Linked DNA regions of Homo sapiens: region 1 is linked to region 2. Evidence: read pairs that join two places in POLR2A ChIA-PET (ENCODE). Cell type or tissue: MCF 10A. All regions are shown on one strand. Links, peaks and the distances in the headings refer to the core of each region. The heading gives the core; the rest is flanking DNA.

Evidence for each region. Peaks named below come from ENCODE experiments on the same cell type or tissue, not always from the same donor. Only the 100,000 strongest peaks of a DNase experiment are listed, where the experiment ranks them.
Region 1: POLR2A ChIA-PET joins it to region 2 with 7 read pairs; 2 of 35 experiments call an interaction of 5 or more read pairs at or near these places.

The regions. Positions count from the first base shown.
Region 1 is chr6:143,400,239-143,410,169 of GRCh38, reverse strand. No RefSeq gene overlaps it. Among named protein-coding and RNA genes, the nearest start is that of ADAT2, 45 kb to the left of the region's middle. In MCF 10A, for the core only: no CTCF peak of the experiment used is centred there; no DNase peak of the experiment used is centred there.
Region 2 is chr6:143,266,011-143,275,941 of GRCh38, reverse strand. The region is part of intron 3 of AIG1 (androgen induced 1); the gene reads right to left. Among named protein-coding and RNA genes, the nearest start is that of ADAT2, 180 kb to the left of the region's middle. In MCF 10A, for the core only: no CTCF peak of the experiment used is centred there; a DNase peak (open chromatin) is centred at 4,781.

The DNA of each region.
Region 1 (9,931 bases), core at 769-8,768, 130 kb before region 2:
ATATAAATATAGAGATAATTGCAATAAATAACGTAAAGTAGATATTATTATGATGACCCATTTTTCAGGTGAGGAAACTGAGGCTTAGGGAAATTAGGTAACTAGCCTGGCATCACACAATTAGTTAAGTTACAAGGTCAGAGTCGAATCCACATCTGGATGGTTCCAAAGCCCGCAGATTCACCATGCATTGCTATTTTTTTTTTTTTTTTTTGAGACGGAGTCTCACTCTATTGCCCAGGCTGGAGCACAGTGGCTCGGTCTAGGCTCACTGCAAGCTCCGCCTCCCTGGTTCACGCCATTCCCCTGCCTCAGCCTCTGGGGTAGGTGGGACTACAGGCGCCACCATGTCCGGCTAATTAATTTTTTGTATTTTTAGTAGAGACGGGGTTTCACCGTGTTAGCCAGGATGGTCTCAATCTCCTGACCTCGTGATCCGCACGCCTCGGCCTCCCAAAGTGCTGGGATTACAGGCGTGAGCCACTGCACCCGGCCCTGATGTGCTGCCGTTTTATCTCTTCACTCCTACCACACGGTGGCCAGCAGTGTGCGGGAAAAAATTTAGTGCTGCTTTGTCCCAGCTGCTTGTTCAGACCACATGGTGCCTTAGTGAGCTCACAGCTCTGGCCTTGGCCTGGTGACCACCTCGATGTGACCCTCCTAAAGTAAACACTGCACACCTCAGGTCTCATGCTGCCCTGCTGATGAGTGGGCTCCTAATATGCTGAGTCATTCTCAATGCCCTTCTGCCAGTCTTGACTGCTTGCACTCCAGAGGGTTGCTTTTGGCTTGCTGGCCCTGGCTGCAATTTCTTCCTGCCAGCTTTGGCATGCCTACCAAAGGGTGTATTTCTTACTTGCCTGATGGCTGTGGTACAGCTCTGGGCCCAGAAAACCCATTAATTTTTAGTATTTATTGAGTATCTCCATCACCTCCCATGAGATCTCAGTCGCATCCTTGGAGAGGGGCCACTTCCAAATTTGTTTATTCTTTTTGTACTCTCAGCTCTAGAATATTCTTTAGGGCTGTCTTTACACCTTCATAGTTATTTCCCTGTTCATAATGAACTTCTCTATTCAAATTACTGCATGACTTGTGCCTCCTGGCTTGGATTCTTGACTGATACAAATTCCATTTTGGATTTCTTTCATCATCCCTGTTGATTTTGTCTATCTATATATCTTGAGCACATAAATCACTACTATGGTTGCCAAAAGTCAGAATTTTATAAGAAGGGTTACTCAGAAAAGAGTCACTCCTCTGCCCCCCACTATCCATTCTATCCTGCTCTCATTTTCCCATCCTTTCCAACCCAATTCTACCTATTTCTTGTATGTGACTAGGAGTCATTCCCTTCTCCTTGTATGTGACTAGGAGTCATTCCCTTCTCCTTATGTGTAACTAGTCATTAGTTTCTGGTTTATTTTTTCTCTATTTATTTTTGCACTATTGAGCAGATATGTGTATAATTTCTTATTTCCTTTTTTTCTTACACAAAAGATAGGCTTTTCTATTTTTTCACATTTTGCTTCTTTCAATTAACAGTATACCCTAGTAAGCACAGCATATCAGTTCATAGGCATCCCTTATCACTCATTTTTTATGGCTGCATAGTACTCCACTGAGTGTACTATAGTTTATTCACCTACTCTCTTAAGTATTCAAGCTCTTTCCAACCAATATCATAATAAATAACCTGTGTATATGTATTTTTGTACTTTTAGAGATGTATATTTAGGGTGGATTCCTAGAAGTAGGACTGCTTAGTTGAAAAGTAAGTGGATGAATCATTTTGTTAGTCATCACCAAATCCCCCTCTAAAAGGGTTGTGCCAATCTGTATTCCCACCAGCAATGCATGAGAGTACCTGTTTCCCTCTATTCTTGCCAACAGAATGTGTTGTCATACTTTTAAATTTTTCCTTATCTGATAGGTGAGAAATGCAATAGTTTTAACTTGCATGTCTTTAATTATGGGTTGTTTGAATATCTTCTCATAAGTTCAAATGCCATATATATGCTTTTAAATGAGTTGTCTGTTCATGTCTTTTTTTCTATTTTTCAGGTAGCTTTAATCATTTCCCTCGCTAAGAATTATTTGAATATTGAGGATATTAACCCCTTATCCATGTTATAAATTATACATATTTTTCCCTTTTGACTTTGTTTATGGTTCTCCTGCAATAAAAATGTTTTAATTATTTTATGTAGACACATTTATCAATATTTAATTTTTCTGGATTTTAAGTCCCTATATCAAGGTTAAAGAAAAATTCACCCATATTTGCTTCTTGTATTTGTACAGTTTAAATGTTTACATTTAGATCCCTGATCCATTTGGAGTTTATTCTTGTATATGGTATGCAGTACAGATTTTATCTTTTTCCAATGGCTACCGCATTGGAAATTTTCCCCACCTCTGCCCTAGCAATACCTGTTTAGGATACACCTACATTTCCATGTCTTGGGTCTCCTTGGGGACTTTTTATTCTATCCCACTGGCCTATTTTTCTATTCCTGTGGTCAGGCCCAGACTGTGTTAATAGAGGCTTTCTAGTATGTTTCAGTGTCTACCAGAGCATTTCTCTTCACAGTTGTTATTTTAATTGCTTTCCTGGCTATTCTTGCATGTTTACCTTTCCATATTCATGTTAATAACAACTCGTCCTTGATAGTTAATTTTATGTGATACCAAATTGAGGAAGCAATTCAGGGACCCAGAGATACATTCCCATTAACAATTAATAATTCAGCCAATGGGAGGTCATGCAGAGACCTGGGCCCCAGAAGAAGATTGAGGACAAAGCACCAGTAGCGCAGATTGGGGTGAAGAAAATTATAGAGGTAGGAGGCAAACCCCAGGTAAGTACCGTAACTGGAGTCACAGTTGGCTAGAACATCAAGATAAGAAGGTGAGAAGTGGTGGCCGTGCCCTGAAGAGAGGAAGGAACCATAGCCTTACACCATGGTGGGAAAGGGCCAGTAAAGATGATGTAGGAGCCCATTTGTACTAAGTCCTCAGGTGAAGTGAATTTACTTATTCATTAAGAAGAAAATATTCCCAGCCCTCTTTTCAAATAGTCAACAATATAGCTTTCAAGAGTGTTAAGTGTATTTATGCTTTACACATATCTGAAGTAAGGTTTGCTTTATTTTATCCCTAGAAAAATCTAAGTTTTTTTCTTGGAGTGTTCAATAATTTGAAACTAAAAATTTTAAAAGCATTTCAAACAGCTCCTTTACCTCCCCTGCCCACGCATTTACCAAAATAAATAAGGCCACCATGCAAGCCACTCTCTGATTTGCATGGCAGTGAGATCTGATGCAAATTCTCACATTTTAGGCCATTTCGGGGTTTGTGGAAACGGCAAAGGGTTCCTTTCTTTAAATAGTCCTGGGCATGATACCCTTGTCCAGGATATTTTGACATTACTGTTACTGCAAAGTAAACACATTTGAGGAAATAAAATGCTAATGATAAAATAAAAATTTGGGGTGGTATCAGGTTTGGTTTTTGCTGTAAGAAAACATCCCAGTCTTGAGTGGAGAGTTAGAACTTGTGGCCTGGCTGTCGGCTGTGGCTCTCACCTCACTCCCATCCTGCTCCCTGCCATAGAGGGCTGTATTGTTCCTAACCCCCCAACATCCCCTACACACATTTCACTTCTTCCTCCTTCCAACCCCCACTGCCCCACAAAGAAAGCAGGATTGGATGCCCCTTTGCACCCCTCCAAATTCTTCAAAAGCATATAAAAGGTACATGTCATGCTCAAGGGCTTTGTATGTTTAGTCTGGCACTTATACAGAATCCAGCACTGCATCTGTTCATAAACAGGTAGTGTATGATAACCCCTGGTTCATCCCACCTGGTGAGAAGATTGTGCAGGTACCACCTCACCCTTTGCTCATCCCCATGCACCATCTCATCCTGCCCCACTGCCCAGAGCAGCTGAGGTTCCCATTCTGTGTTCCAGGTCATGGACACCATTTAGTTAATGAGGATTGATAAAGACACATTAACTATTAGAGGGAACTGGAGGAAAGGGAGAGGGAATTCATAGTTACAGAGCACCAACTTTGTCCAAGGCAAAAGTGCTTTAAATACCGTGTTTCATGTAATTATCATAGCTCTCTATGAACTGGGCATTCTTATCCTCATTTTTCACAGAGTCATTTGTGAGTCAGGAATTTTCTCACCTCTCCCTGACCCAGACGCTGTGGTGAATTATGGTACGTTTGATTTACTGGCTAGTGCATAGTAAGTGCTCAAGAATCTTTGGTTATTTGTAGCTTAATCATGGACTTTCGAAAATTCAAAGCCTGACCCCCATATAATTGTTTTCAAAGTTTCAGGCGCTGGCAGGGATATTTTGGTGGATTATCCCTGTCATGCAGGGTAGAAAGAAGACTGCCTTGTCTGAACCTGAGGAAGGTTTCTCTGACTTCTCTGATTTTGTTTCTTCTCTTTTCCGTGCCTTTGGCTGACCCCAAATTTAGAAAACCTCATAACATAATTTGGCTCTCTAGATTTTCTGAAAAGTAAGTCTGTCCCTCATGACCGAGCTTACTCTACATGCCAAAATGCCAGCTAAGTCTGACCTCAGAAGTACGGAGTGTGCTTCTCCCCATTTGAAAATGTTATTCACATTCCCTTTAAGGATTATTCCCAGCACAAGGGGCTGCTTCTGAATGCAGCCAAACGCAAATGATCAGTCAATATATGTAAATCTGCTTGACCTCACTAATCATCAGAGAAATGCTAATTAAAAATAAGAGAAGCCATTTTTTAAAATCCAACAGACTACTCCAGATTCAAAAGATGGATACTATCCCCAAGTCAGCATGGATGTAAGAAAACTCTCATATATTTTGACGGAAAAGAATATTGACGGACATCTTTAGATACCCAATTATCAGTGTTGATCAAAATTTGAAATGTGCATATTTGTTAGTTCACTTTTAGTTGTTTTCTGTCATTCTATAATTGCTTTTCCTTTTGTCTAATTTTTTCTTCTTTCTTTTCCTTCTTTTTTTTTTTTTTTTTTTTGCTTGAAGTCTTACTGGCTGAAGTGTCTTTCCTTGTGATGCACGTCCTTCACCTGCTTTCACTTATGCTCAGTTTATTCCTGCTTGCTTAATTTGAGAGAAGGAAGCACATATAACCAGGTTGTTTTTTATTTAAGGGAATTTCCTGAGAGACGCCCTCATTCTTCAGGCCCAAAAATAAATGGGAGATGTGTCTTCAAGAAAAGGAATGAGCAGCTGTGGTGAGAGGCCTCCAGCAGAGGCTGACTCTATGCCATTCTGGGGGTGCAGAACTGGGTCGCCACATGGATAGTTCACTTCTTCATCCATGGCCTGCCCAGCTCCTGGATCTTCTCTCCCTAAGTGAAGACCCAGGGCTGCCATTAGCCCACTTGGGGCCTAGTGTGAATTACAAGGCCTCCTCTTTGGGTGAAAGCACCCCTCTGGCTAGTGCTTATGAGCAGATGGGTGTCTCTGGGTGGTTTGTCTTAGCTTTGTTTAGAAACCATGGAAGGGGCTCTATCCCAGCCTCTTTTATTCACCCTCTGGGCCAGGCATGCTTTAGCGGGGCACCACCTGTGCAACCTTACCTGGGGGCCCTGAAAGGATGCTAGTTTGTCTTGCAGAGCCAATGGGAAATTGACACGTTGCCTGAGCTGTAATGTGGGCTTCAGCCTCCTTGCCCACCTGAGACCAGGCGTTAGCATTTTTGGTAGAAATGTTCAGTAGTTTTGTTCGGGGCATGGCCATTTCTTTGTTTCATTAAAGACAGAGTTTTCTTCCATGAGTTTTAAGAGACAGGAGTAGAGTAAAATCCCTGTTTCCTCAAACATGTTTAGCCAGAAGCTTAATTTCAGAAACATAACATTGTAACTTATTTGAAATTGTCTTTCATTTTACATTTTTTTTGGATGCCTGCATACTCATAACTGGCTTCTGTCAGTCACATGCATTTATTGCAGAGAAAACGTACTTAGATTTCTAGTTACATAGTGTTGTTCAAAAACACTATTTTTTCTTGACTTTCGTGCCAGTCAAATATCACCTCATCATCTTTGGTTCCTATACTGTCTTCAGTATTCTTTTGCAGTTTTCCCAAGAATGCTGCTGTCTGGGGAGGTATACAAAAGGGTTCTACATTTTGATTATGGCACATTTCACTTATTTTCAGTACACGAACCCCACGTTACTTAGTTTCAAAATTCCAGTGGACTGTGATGACAATTTTAGCTAAACTATCAGTCTGTTGCAGGCTTGGTGGAGTGGTTTGAGTTAGGCTATGGCTATTTGTGTGTCTACCTTACAGGAGAAGAAAGAAACAACAGCTATTTGATAAGGAAAGGCCAATTCTGTTGAGCATCTTTTTTTTTTTCTGGTTCTTTTTACTTTCTGTTTTATTGGGTTGTTCACTCCAGCAAGAAAAAGACCAGCTTATATTTGGCCTCATAGGTAAAAGTGGAATATGGAATCCACATTAATTGGTGCCATTTTTTTCCTTATTAATTCTGTTCTCTTACAGATTGCCACCCTGGGCAGCTGGTTTCGTTCGTGGGCAGCCACTAGTGAGGAGAGCTCTTCAGCTCCTTCTTCCCTAAGGTCTATGATTTTGACATTAGAAAAGACTTGATTTCTATGTTCATGACTCTCCTGTAAGACCGCTCCAACAGGCCAGGATGGAGGCTCCTTCTCTTGTAGGAGGCAGCTTCTCCTGCATACTTAGATTTTGTGACCCAGGTTTCTGGATTTGAACAACCGCCCTATTTGAAAACAGCTTCAAAAGAGCACCCGAGTGTCCCCAGGATCATACTGAGCCATTATTTCCTGTTTTGTAACTTTGGTGGGTGGAATAACTTTTTCCTCAGGAGAGAGTCTTTTATTTTCTTTTTCTTTTTTTTAATAATATTCTCCGGGTTCCAAGTAAATTTTTATGAGGAGGAGCCACAAAAATATATTGGGAGGAGAGGGGTAAAGACAGCAAAAAAGTAATGCATGCTTTAATATAGCTGAGTTGACTGAAAATCAAAAATAAAATTCTAAGCCCCTCAACCATCTGAATGGATGCCTCATCTCAGCCAAGGACTTTCCAAAGTTAACCTGAAAAACTAGTTCAGGCCATGATGGGAAGTGGGATTTGGACATGCCTCATTATACACTTCTCCCTTTTTGAATTCGGGCACAGCTGACCAGCATTAACATCAACACAGAGCCCTAAGACCAGCAGAACAACTCTAAGTCTGATAAGAAATATTTACAAGCTGGCCAGGCGTGGTGGCTCATGCCTGTATTCCCAGCGCTTTGGGAGGCTGAGGCGGGTGGATCATCTGAGGTCAGACATTCGAGACCAGCCTGGTCAACATGGTGAAAACCAGTCTCTACTAAAAATACAAAAATTAGCCGTGCATAGTGGTGGGCAGCTGTATTGCCAGCTACTCAGGAGGCTAAGGTAGCATAATCATTTGAACCTGGGAGGTGGAGGTTGCAGTGACCCAAGATCATGCCACTGCACTCCAGCCTGAGTGAGCAGCAAGAGCAAAACACCATCTCAAAAAAAAAAAAAAAAAGAAAGAAAGAAAGAAAGAAAGAGAGAGAGAGAGAGAAAGAAAGAAAGAAATATTTACAATCTATTCTCTCTGAAACCTGCTACTTGGAGGTTTCATCTGCATTATAAAACCTTGTTCTCCACAACTCCTTATTATAACCCAGACATTCCTTTCTGTTGATTCCAGGTCTTTAGATAATAACACTTTCAACCAGTTGTCAATCAGAAAATGTTTGAATCTGCCTATGAGCAGGAAGTCCCCTCTTCCCCCCACTTTCCCGTTGTCCTGCCTTTTCGGACCATGCCAGTGAACATCTTACATGTATTGATTGATGTCTTATGTCTCCCTAAAGTGGTATAAAACCAAACTATAGCCTGGCCACCTTGAACACATGTTCTCAGGACCTCCTGGGGCTGTGTCATAGGCTGTTAGTCACTTAAATTTGGAGCAGAATAAATCTCTTCAAATATTTTAGAGTCAACATGACAATGGCTTAGTCTAACCAGCATGTTGTAGGACACCATAAAATTAAAAAAAAAATCCAAGTACCAAACAAATCACTCTTCAAGGGGAACAAGCTGAGAGTAATGGGTACAGAAGGTGGCTGTTTTAGGTGGAAAAGTAAAAGAATCAGCCACCCCCTTTAGGGTTTTGCTGAGTGTTGTAGATAGGGCTAGGACTGCAGTGAGCAACACCTCAAAAATGTGTAAGGCCCACGTGGTTGGGAATTTGCATTCAGGTGTAATTGAAGCTAAGATGTTTTCCAAAACTATTAACATTTCTTGGCTTAAAAATTGGGGAGCTAGCACACTGGGCTGCCTGGGGCTGGTTGTACAGGGAAGGCTGAAGAGAAGAGCCTCAGAAACACCAGAATCGTTTGAAGCCCCTGGGGGTTTTACATAGCTGAGGAGTTTTACTTGTTCATTTGTGTGTTTACACCCTTGAGACAATACAATCTCAACAGTAATCGCCATGTTAAGTGGTAGTCATGCCAGTCTTGCTAAGATATATCACAGTTCTCTGTTTCTTCAAAGCATGATGACCAAAAGAAAACCTTTTCTGGATATTTAAGTCAGGGATAGCTTTAAAAACCTCCACGGCTGCCACGCGCTATTGATGGAGTTTGCTCCTGGGCCTGTGGAGGTTTGTAAGCCAGCCTGGAAATGCTCCTTTTAAAACTCTGCCTGCTTTTCATGCTTTGTTTGTGTTGTTTCTTTCCTGGCTGTGTGCAGTGCTTTGTTGGTGCTCTGAGGGTCTGTCCTATGGTTCTTGGCCCATAGAAACTTCTCTTCTTTTTATGTCTTGGCAGCTCTCAGGCTCCTGGAAGATTGCAACCCCTGCAAACAAGCTTGTTAAGGTTTTAAACATGAATCAGAGACATCAGCAAAGGCCAAATGGGACATCCTGCAATCTTTAGCGTGGACCACAAGAAGCTATTTTTTCACTATAGGTGCCTTTCTTGCTTACTTCCTGATTTCTGGCTTTGTTTTATGTGGATAAAGGTTTGGGCTAGTGTAATTTAAGATAAACTAGGAATCACCATAATTTCAAAGAAGAAGAAAAAAGTATGGTAAAAGCAACATTGTATTCTTTATTCAGAGCTTGTGTTATATTATGTTCACAATAAGGGAGAGTTCCCTTTACTGCTGTGATGCCAAGGGGTTGGGCATTAGGAGAACTGTGGCCAAGTCTTGTGGGTGGGGAAATCTAAAACAGCCACTTCAGATAGCTTTGGATTGGGAGAACTCGGTAGACGGAAGTGTGACTTCCTGTCCTGGTTTTGTTGCTGCCTCAAAAAAATTACCCATTTACTCTAGATCTGTTTCCTAAATTGTAAGTTGAAAGATTTAGAAGAGAAAATAGGATACTTCTAGCTTAACATTTTGAGTTATGTGTGTTTCTACTTAAAGATCTTTAAAATACAGGACTCCTGGCACATGGCCAAATGGTAAATACCAGCTCGAATGCCATCCTGAGATCAGATATCAGGACAAGAGCAAGAGAATGAGTTACCTGGGTCTCTCTCATCAACTCTGACTTGACAGAACAAGGCAGGCAAGATTAGAGATGAGCACCACCTTCCTGGCACTGTAACCTTTTCATCAGCATCCATTAGACAATGGAGGATGAAGTGACTTCTCTGCTGGGGCCCAGAATCCATCAGAATTGATGACTAGGAATAATTATGACACACTCCTGGCCAGTTAGGCTTCGGCTGGTATTTGTTGTGCTGCCTGAATTTTATAATCCTCTTTTTGGTCCTAAAAACATTAAATCTCTTTCTGTGTGTCCCACGTTTAATAATTTTCTGTCCCTTGAGACTTTGCCGTCTGCATGCTGAGTGTAAAGGGCTTATTCTGAAAATTT
Region 2 (9,931 bases), core at 712-8,711:
ATGCTAGAGATGACCCATGTTGTACCATAAAATATAACATCCATTTTTAAGTGACTTAGTGTTTGCTTTCTTCCACGAAGATTTCCCAATTAGTATGTGTAGTTCTCACAGAATAGCACCTCTAATGAATGCCCTCAGACAGGCAAACCACTATACTATGATGAGCTGTATGCAGACTTGCAGACCAACAATGGCACAAAGGCCAGAGTGATTTGCTCTGCTTGGTTATGTCAAGGAAAGATCTCATATCATGGTGGACATTAGAACTGGGTTTTTAAATGTGACTAGGGGTTGATAAGTAGAAGGGTAAAGGACAGCATTCATTCACATGGCCAAGGAGAAGAAAAAGTAAAGGTACAGCACAGTCCACTAAGGGCACTGTTACCACTGCAAGACATGAAAGAGGATGAAGAGCTGGGTTTGCACGGGTGAGGGTGAGGGAGGTGTCTGCCAAACCCTAGAGGGCTTTGAGCTGGAGTCTGCCCTGCAGGAAGCAGACGTTCCTCTATAGGTTCAGACATCTTCCATGGAGTTTAAGATCTAGAGAAGTAGGAGAAACAAATTTGGATATTAATAGTAGAAAGATTAAGCTGGAGAAAGAGTGGAGAAGGGAGTGAAGAGAGGAGAGATTTATCTGTCAAGTCGCTCCCCTCTCCTGCCTGGTTCCTATCCTGCTGGCTTTTCAAGGAAGGGACTTTCCATGACTTTCTTCTAGGCCACTTCCTCAGCCTCACACCTCTTCCTCACCTCTCTGCAGCCTTGTCACCTACAATTTCCCCCTTTCTACTCTTCTTTTTCTCCTTTACTTTAATAAGCTCCACAATACAGACAACAACATAAGATAAAGAACAAAAAGAAAGCTAGTCTAACTTTGTAAATGTCAATTTGACAGGTAAACAAAGAAAATATTTATTTCATCCCTCTGTGTTTATGCTGCTTCCTCTATCATTAACTGGATGTGCAGAAATATGGAATAACAATAATAATAGCTACCATTTACTGAGCTCCTAATATATGCTGAGTTTATACTAGACATTTCCCACTGTTATCATATTTAATTCTCACAGCAATCCTAATGTAGTAGTTATCTTCTTCATTTTATACATGACGAAATGAAGGAACAGAGGGGTTCACTTGTCAAAGGTAGTGTAGAACTCATAAATGGTGTAGCCAACATTTGATTCCAGATCTACCTGACTCTAAAACATGCTCTTTTACTGACACACACTGCTTCCCATGCTCGTTTGTTCATTCATTCATTCATTCATCCAATAAATACTATATTCCTACTATACACCAGTCATCCTTGCCTCCAACGGACTGCTGTTCTGGGAAACATGTCTCAATTAGGTGAATAAAAATTTAAAGTCTCTCACCTTGGAAAAGATCTCATTCACTGGGGTTGCATGTATAGGATCTTGGAGTAGAAGTGGCTCACACAACACATGCAAATAATTGAAGTTATTCTATGAGATCTATTTATTGCATGCCAGGAACTGTACTGATCGCTTTACATGGAATAAAACTCATTTAATTCTCAAGATAATGCCTCAAGGTATATGTTATTATCATCATCAATTCCATTTTACAGAGACTGAGGCACAAGAAGTTAAGAAAGTTGCACAAGTTTATCCAACTGGAAGGTGGTGAGTTTGTGCTCAGACTTGGGCAGTTTGACTCCCAGTGCTCTGCTGCCTATGGAGCACCAGGACAACCGAAGGATAAAAGAATGGCCAGGGGTAGATCTCCTATGAGGGAAGGGGAGCTGACTGTGTCATGGCTGTGCCTGGGAGAAGGAACCTGAAATCGTCTCTCATCGCCCCACCATTCAGCTTCTTAAGATTCCAGGGTCTGAGGGACAACAGGTCAGTCTTTATGCCCATGTCAGAGGGTAAATCCCACAGGTAGCAAGAGCCTCATGGAGGTAGAGGGGAAGAAGGGAGAGTAACTCCAAGCTGTTGTCATGGAGAGGCATTCTCTTTCTGAGATTTGTGCTACCTTTCTTGTGTTTTTGGTGGCCCACTCTCCTTAATAGTATTTTGGAAACTGATATGGTTTGGCTGTGTCCTCACCCAATTCTCATCTTAAATTGTAGCTCCCATAATTCCCATGTGTTTGGGAGGGTCCTGGTGGGAGAAAATTGAATCATGGGGGCAGTTTCCCCCATACTGTTCTCATGGTAGTGAATAAGTCTCACAAGATCTGATGGTTTTATAAGGGGTTTCCCCTTTTGCTTGGCTCTCATGCTCTCTTGCCTGCCACCATGTAAGACATGCCTTTCGCCTTCCACCATGATTGTGAGGCCTCCGCAGTCACGTGGAACTATGAGTCCATTAAACCTCTCATTCTTTATAAATTACCCAGTCTCAGGTATGTCTTTATCAGCAGCGTGAAAATGGACTAATAAAGAAACATTCTGGGGAGTGAGGTGAAGAATGCAAGAAGAGAGAGCAATGGGGGACACAGCAGAGGTGAATGGCAAGGGAAAAGTGAAACTCAAGTAGGTGTTCCTGCACTCAGTAAAATTTAAAGCATTGAAGTATTTTCTTAAAGAGCACGGAAAAGTGACAAGTTTGGGGAGCAACTATAGAAAAATGAAACATCATTCACAGCACTCTGAAATTTAACAAAAGGAAGCTTGAAAAACAATAACCTAGGATTTTAATGTTATTCACCTGCTTTTCAGATATTTTCTCAGTAGAATCCACTTATTCGTAGATATCAGCATCCTGCAATGTCAGAGTATGGCTTTAAAAACATAATTCTGACTATGTGGTTCTCTTCTTTAAAATATTCCCACAATATTTTTTTTTGAGACGAAGTCTCACTCTGTCGCCCAGACTGGAGTGCAATGGCATGATCTCAGCTCACTTCAACCTCCGCCTCCCGGGTTCAAGCAATTCTCCTGCCTCAGCCTCCCAAGTAGCTGGGATAACAGGTGCCGATCACGATGCCCAGCTAATTTTTGTATTTTTAGTAGAAATGGGGTTTCACCATGTTGGCCAGGCTGGTCTTGAACTCCTGACCTTGTGATTCGCCCACCTCGGCCTCCCAAAGTGCTGGGATCACAGGCATGAGCCACCGCGCCTGGCCAAAATCTTCCCACTATTTTCAGGTGAAGTCCAAGTTTCTTGGCATTGCCTTCAAAGGCCCTTACTATGTGATTCAACCTACTTTTCTAGATTAATCTTATACCACTCTGGACTGGCAACTGTTATTGTTCCATTAAAAGACCTCAAACTTTCACGTCTTTGTTCATCTTCTTTCTGACTGCAATCCCTTAATATTTGGGATCTTATCCTTGGTATATACATATTGCAGAGTCATTTTCCTCCCATCAAAGAATCAGCCTCACATTTCTATGCTTCCTCAGTTAGGCGGGGCCACAGTAAGCTCTAGTCCTGGCCAATGGGCCTATTATTAACAGAAGCGATGTGGACACTCTTAGGCCAGTGCATTTAAAAGCTGGTGTGTGTTCACTCTCTCTCTTCTCTACCATAGTGACCTGAGAGCCACATGTTAAGATCATAGATGGAAGGGTTCTGGATCCCTGCATTACCACCTGGAAGAAAGCTGCTCTGGAGGGTCAACTGGATAACAACATACTTTGTGTGAATGAGAAACTTTGTGGGGTTAATCTACAGAGAATTCAGAATGAAGTTACTATCTTCGGGTAAGTTAGCCTATTCTGACTAATACACTATTCCATAAGGTCAGCTCTGTCTCGGGCGGAGTTAATCCCTCTTTTTCGTGTTCCCACTGCATACCTACATGATGGCACTCAATGACTATACTGAGATCTATCTCAGTATAATCAAATAGAAATAGTATACACATACAGTATAGAAATAGAGTAGTAATATACCACATAATGCTATAATTACCGTAAGGGAAGGTGACCCTGATGCATTGGAAGTACTTTAGGGAGAATGTACAAACCAGTTGACCATTGTATGCTAAGCTTTTGTTGAAGGAACCTATTAGTATGACTTCCCCTTAAGCAAATCTTCTTTTTCCATTAACTTTTCTTAGAGAAAAAAACACTTGCAATTTAAGAGGAATAAGAAATAAGTTCTGAATGCAATTTATAAGCAAACTGAAAGATATATTCATCTTTAAGGGACAAAAATGATAATTTCCTATTATGTAAAGAAAGGGAGCTATTTTGCCCCAAATCATAATCATATGGGAATAAGCCACCAAATTTAAGCCGCGTATTCACAAAATATGTAGAAGCATTAATTTTTCAAGGTGAAAATAGTAACACATTTCCATCGACTTTTATAATTTCATCACGCTCCCATGTATCACAGTGAGGAAGCAAATTTCAATGGTACTAAAGATGCTTCTTCACTAAGTTTTCAAATACAATGATTTCAAATGGTTTTAATTTACCCTTGTTTATGATGAAAATAAATGTTATTTTGATTGATTGGCAAACGTCTACTAGCAGCAATAAGAGCAATTATGTTTGACATGGAGACATTATAAAATCTATAACCCAAACCTTTAAAGCCTGATTTAAAATGTCAAATTTGACTTATGAGAACCCGTTATAATCCTGCTTCATGCAAAAAGCATTAGGTTAATGCTGGAGCAAAGTACTCTTGCCAAGCATGGACTGGCATAATTAATCAGGGATATTTCAGAAACGAATCATCTCCAAGGGGTTATTGATTTACTGTCATGACATGTTTTTCTTATGGGCTGAGATGGTGCTCTGGAGCTGGGATGCACTGGCATGTATTTTTCAGTGACTAAGCCTTGATCTGTCCTCCTGGATTACTGCCATCTCTGCACTGACATCTGCAAACACTCACATTTGACGGCCTCATGCCTGAGTGTGGTGGCTTCCAAGTTGATTAGAATTAGTTCAGAGGGGTTTTGGACTAGTCTGAGTGTAATCGAAAGCAGAGAACCATGAGTCTCAAGAGACTGGCAAGCACCCTGCAAATGGCATTATATTAACAGAGAATGTGCCTGTGCATATGCACACACACATGCAAACATACGCAAGCACACGACATGCAAGCCTATATACTAGTACAGATTCATGCATTTGCACACATGCAAACACACACACTCATCCATGCACACACACACAAGCACACATACCCATGTGCACACACACAAATGTGCACACACACATATTAACATACTTAAAGAATGAAGAATATTTCAGCTTTAATCTTCAAGGTCATCTCTATCACCTATTAAATGAAATTAAAGCTCTTAGAGAAATACTAACTTATTTAAAGACATATAAAGTAGTTATAACTTAGCTGTTTTTCACAATGATTCCATGACATAAGGCAATGCTCTCAAAAGGGGCCTTTAGAGCCCAGTATAGTCTAGAGTTCTCCCAAAGATTATAGGAAAAAGCCAAGGGAGAAAAAGGCAATTTAGCTCACAGCTCAAAACCTTTTCTCCGTAGTCTTTGGCTTTGCAAAAAGAAAATGACACACTTTCAACACAAAGCATTGTGGGTAGTTATAGAAGCGTGGGTGGGAAGACAGTAGGTAATAGGTGGAGAAAGGCCTCTAAGAAATGGATAACATTTCTGTTACATCAAATTCCTATGCCTTTTTCAGGTCTTTGCTCATGTTTTATTTCCCTGTACATTGCATATCTTGCTTAGGCTGCCTGGATGATTCTGTGGTCAATGCTGAGCTCAGATGAATGGAGACTCTAGTGACCACATTGGCTCTGCTAAGTGTGGGAAGAGGGGGAAAGGATGGGGCCAGGAAGTCTTTCACCATTAGCTGGCTATGTAACTTTGAGCCAACTGGAGCCCTTCTGGACCTCAGACTTGTCATCTATAGGAGTCTGCAGTACTGGACAGTAGGGGTCCTGTTTGAATCTTGGGAATTTTTGTCTACATCCGTGATGTCACATTTTTTGTATCCAGTGTTTACATCTGCCCTTCCTTCTTCTTCCTTCACTATATAAACTCTGAGTTTAAATACTATACCATATCACAGAAAAGTGCACAAATAGTGAGTGTCCAGAAAAATCAACAAATGTTCCTAAAGTGAACTCACTCCAGTAACCAGCAATTGGATCAAAAACAGCTTCGAAAGCCTTCCAGAATATCCCCTTCAGACTTCTTCTTGTCACAGTGAATCTCCATAAAGGCAACCACCACTCTGACTTCAAACACCATACATCAGTTTTGCCGATGTTTACATTTGTATAAATGGAATCATATGTTATGTCTTCTTTTGTGTCTGGCTGCTTTTGTTCAATATTATATTTGTGATATTCATCTGTATTGCCTTGTGGAGCTGTAGTTTTCCTTCTCATTGCTGCATAGTACTCCATTGTGTGACTATAATATGATGTATTTATTCATTCTGTTATTGATGACACTGTGGTTCTCTCCAGTTTGGTGCATTTGGCAAGAGTGCTGCTATGCCCATTTGTGTGTATTCTTCTTTTGGTGGGCATGCGTGCATTTTTCTTAGGCATATATACTGAGGAGAGAAACTGCTAGCTCATAGGACATGATCACAGATATTCAACTTTAACAGACAGAGTCAAAGAGTTTTCCAAATGATTGTACCAATAGACCCTCCCGTCAGCAGTGTATGAGAGTTCCACTTATTCTGAATCCTTGCCAGCACTTGATACTGTCTTTTTCATTTGAGTCATTCTCATGCTTGCCCTTTAAATTTCAGTGCTTTATTTCTAACTTATCACCTTCTGACTCAAGCCATCCAGATTGTCCTACTGTTGCTGGTCAGGTTCCCTGTGTGGCAGATTCTGAGATGGAAATCAGCATGCAGAAGTTTATTAGGGAAGTGTTCTAGGACCAACACCTGTCCAGGGAAAGTAAGAAAGTGTGATCTAGGTAAGGAAGGTATGGCCTTGCAATGCAGTCTGAACAAGGGCCTGAGCCCACCCTACTAGGAGCTGCAAAGCTGTGAAGGCCCTGCCCTTCAGAGTTGCCCCTAATAGAGGAAGTGGGTCAGGTCTTTATACCCCAGCATGGACCAGTTATGGGATGAGGGCTGCCACAGGAAGGGGGTCTGAACTTAGTAAGGCTGCTGTCTTCACATAAGGGCAGTTCTGGAGAGGGCTTAGAGCAGAGGGCTGAAACTGACGGCACTCCCACCTGCTGGGGAAGTAAGTCCAATCCCCAAAGGGGACCTGTGTGGCACATCCTGGCATCCACCAAACATGGTTAACACTACACCAAGTAATACAGCTAGTCTGAACCTCTGATTTTAAAATCCATAGATGGCATACCTACAGTTAACAGATTCTGACAATCCAAAATTGCGCTGCAGGGTTATGAATCTGCTGACATTGGCACTTACAGGGACTTAGTGTTCTTATGAAACAAGAAATTGGTCAGTACATGATTAAATTCCTTACCACCACCTAATTTTGGTGCTATAGTCAGCCCCTGTAATTTTATATATGGTCATGCACAGCTAATAAGCCTCCTTGACATATAACTGGCTTTCTTACTAGCCAGGGCATAGTTGGCACTTCATGCTCTTTAAAACTTGTTATCAATTTGTAGCTATTCAACACCTTATTCAGCTGAATAAGGCACACGTTAGACCATCTAGTTGTGGTCCCCGTAGACTCGAGGCTCAGGGAACAATGCCAGTCGTACAGACAATACCAAGTGCTAATTCCCTCATGAGGCAGAGCAACGGGGAAGGGGGCTGGAGGAAGAAACATGCTCTGAGCTCCACATGTAGATCACACAACCAACCTTTGGTTTTATTCCTCCTTATGGCCCTATGTTTTGTCATTTTCACCCACAGACCAATATTTTAAATGGCTTTATTTCCCAAACTTTATATATCAAGTCATAATCCTCCCTATTTTTATTATAATTCATCATGGATATATATTTTGGCCAGCTTCAGATCAGCATGAGATCAACAGTATTACAACATTGTGCTCACAGAGTTCAGCCAAATCAAAGAAACCTGACATTTTCATCAGCCTCTGCAGCCTAATCCTGGGTAGAGGCACATTTTTAAAGCTTAAACCAGCTGCAGATCCTTCCTCGTACCTACTTTGGTTGACCCCTAGGAGGCAGGTCTCCATTCTGTGACTATCTCAGGTAAACGGAAAAGTCCCCAGTGTACACAGTGATGAGTGGCATTTCTATCTCTTCACCAGGAGCCTCCCTCATGAACAGAGACTGGACCTTCAAAAACTGCTCATCAACTTTTGTCTTCAGGCCCACCCCTTGCTCCAGCCAATGTATCTCCCTGACTCCATATTCCTCTTGCTTTGATAGTCATAAGTCTATGATATCTGGTAGCCACTGAAGAAGGAACCAAGATGAGGGCAGGGCTAACTTGGAGCCTTGAGAATCTTTTCAGCTTCAAGAATCAGAAAGGATGAAGGGGAAAAAGATGAGAGAAAGACTATTCAAAAGGTACAGAATGTGCAACTTTATGGGTTGCATGAACTAGATATAATGGCCAGTTCCTGGATTACTGGGGCTAGGAATCAAATGAGTAGAGGATTATAAAAATAGCTGTGTGCTGTGCTATACGAGGATAGGCAGCTTATGGATTATGAAAGTAGAACACACTAAAAGTAAAAATCAATCCAGTAAGTGTTTTGGTAAGTGGGTGAATATGATCAAGGAATAAAGAATGACTAGGAAAAGCTAGGATGCATGAAGAATAGCAGGCGTTCTTGTAGTAAAGGGAAGTCTAACAAGCCCTTCTCCAACGTGGCTTCAGAGGACCCTTTCCTCTGCCCTCAACTCACCTGGGATCTGATCCTCAGTGGCAATCACCTCAGTCTGGGGGAAGCACCATGACTTCCAGAATTTGAACAAAGATGTTTGAATCTTTTAAGTCCATGAGGAGGAGATGTTTTACAAAGAGATGAGCATTAGGAAAGGGAAAAGAAAGAGAGAGAAGCAGGACGTTGACAAGGACTGGGTCGCTTTTCTGATTCATGTGCATATTCTTTGAGGTCAGGTCCTTCTTTTGGCTCTGCTTAAATTGGTTCTAGATCATATTATTGTCCTTAATGAATTCTTACCCAGGCTGGAGTGCCATGGTGTGATCATAGTTCACAGCAGCCTTGAAATCCTGGTCTCAAGCAATCCTTCCACTTCAGCCTCCTGCGTAGGGCTAAACTACAGGTGTGTTCCACCATGCCCAGCTAATTTATTTTTTGTAGAGATGAGGTCTCATCATGTTGCCCAAGCTGATCTCAAACTCCTGCCCTCAAGTGATCCTCTTGCCTTGGCCTCCCAAAGCACTGGGATTGTAGGTGTTAGCCACCATGCCCAGCCCTTCTTGACCATTTTTTTTTTCAGTACTGGGGTATAATTGACAAACAGAAATTGTATATATTTAAAGTGTACAACTTGGGGTTCTGATATATGGATACATTGTTAAATGATTACCACAATCAAGCTAATTAATATATCCAACACCCCACATAGTTGTGTGTGTGTGTGTTAACACTTAGGGTCTACCCTCTTAGTTTCAAGTACATAATACAGTAAGTATCCCTGATTAATTCTTGACAGCTGATCTCAGGCGATTTCCATTTAACACCTGCAATGAATGGGCCATATTATTATTCTTTTTTTTTTTTTTTTTTTGAGACGGACTCTTACTCTATTGTCCAGGCCAGAGTGCAATGGCACGATCTCGACTCACTGCAACCTCTGCCTCCTGGGTTCAAGCGATTCTCTTACCTCAGCCTCCCGAGTAGCTGGGATTACAGGCGCTCGCCACCATGCTCGGCTAATTTTTGTATTTTAGTAGAGATGGGGTTTCACCATGTTGGCCAGGCTGGTCTTGAACTCCTGACCTCGTGATCCACCTGCCTCGGCCTCCCACAGTGCTGGGATTACAGGCGTGAGCCATGGCGCCCAGCTTATGGGCCATATTATTCTTATTGCCCTTCAAATCATCGCCTGTGAAACACTACAGAT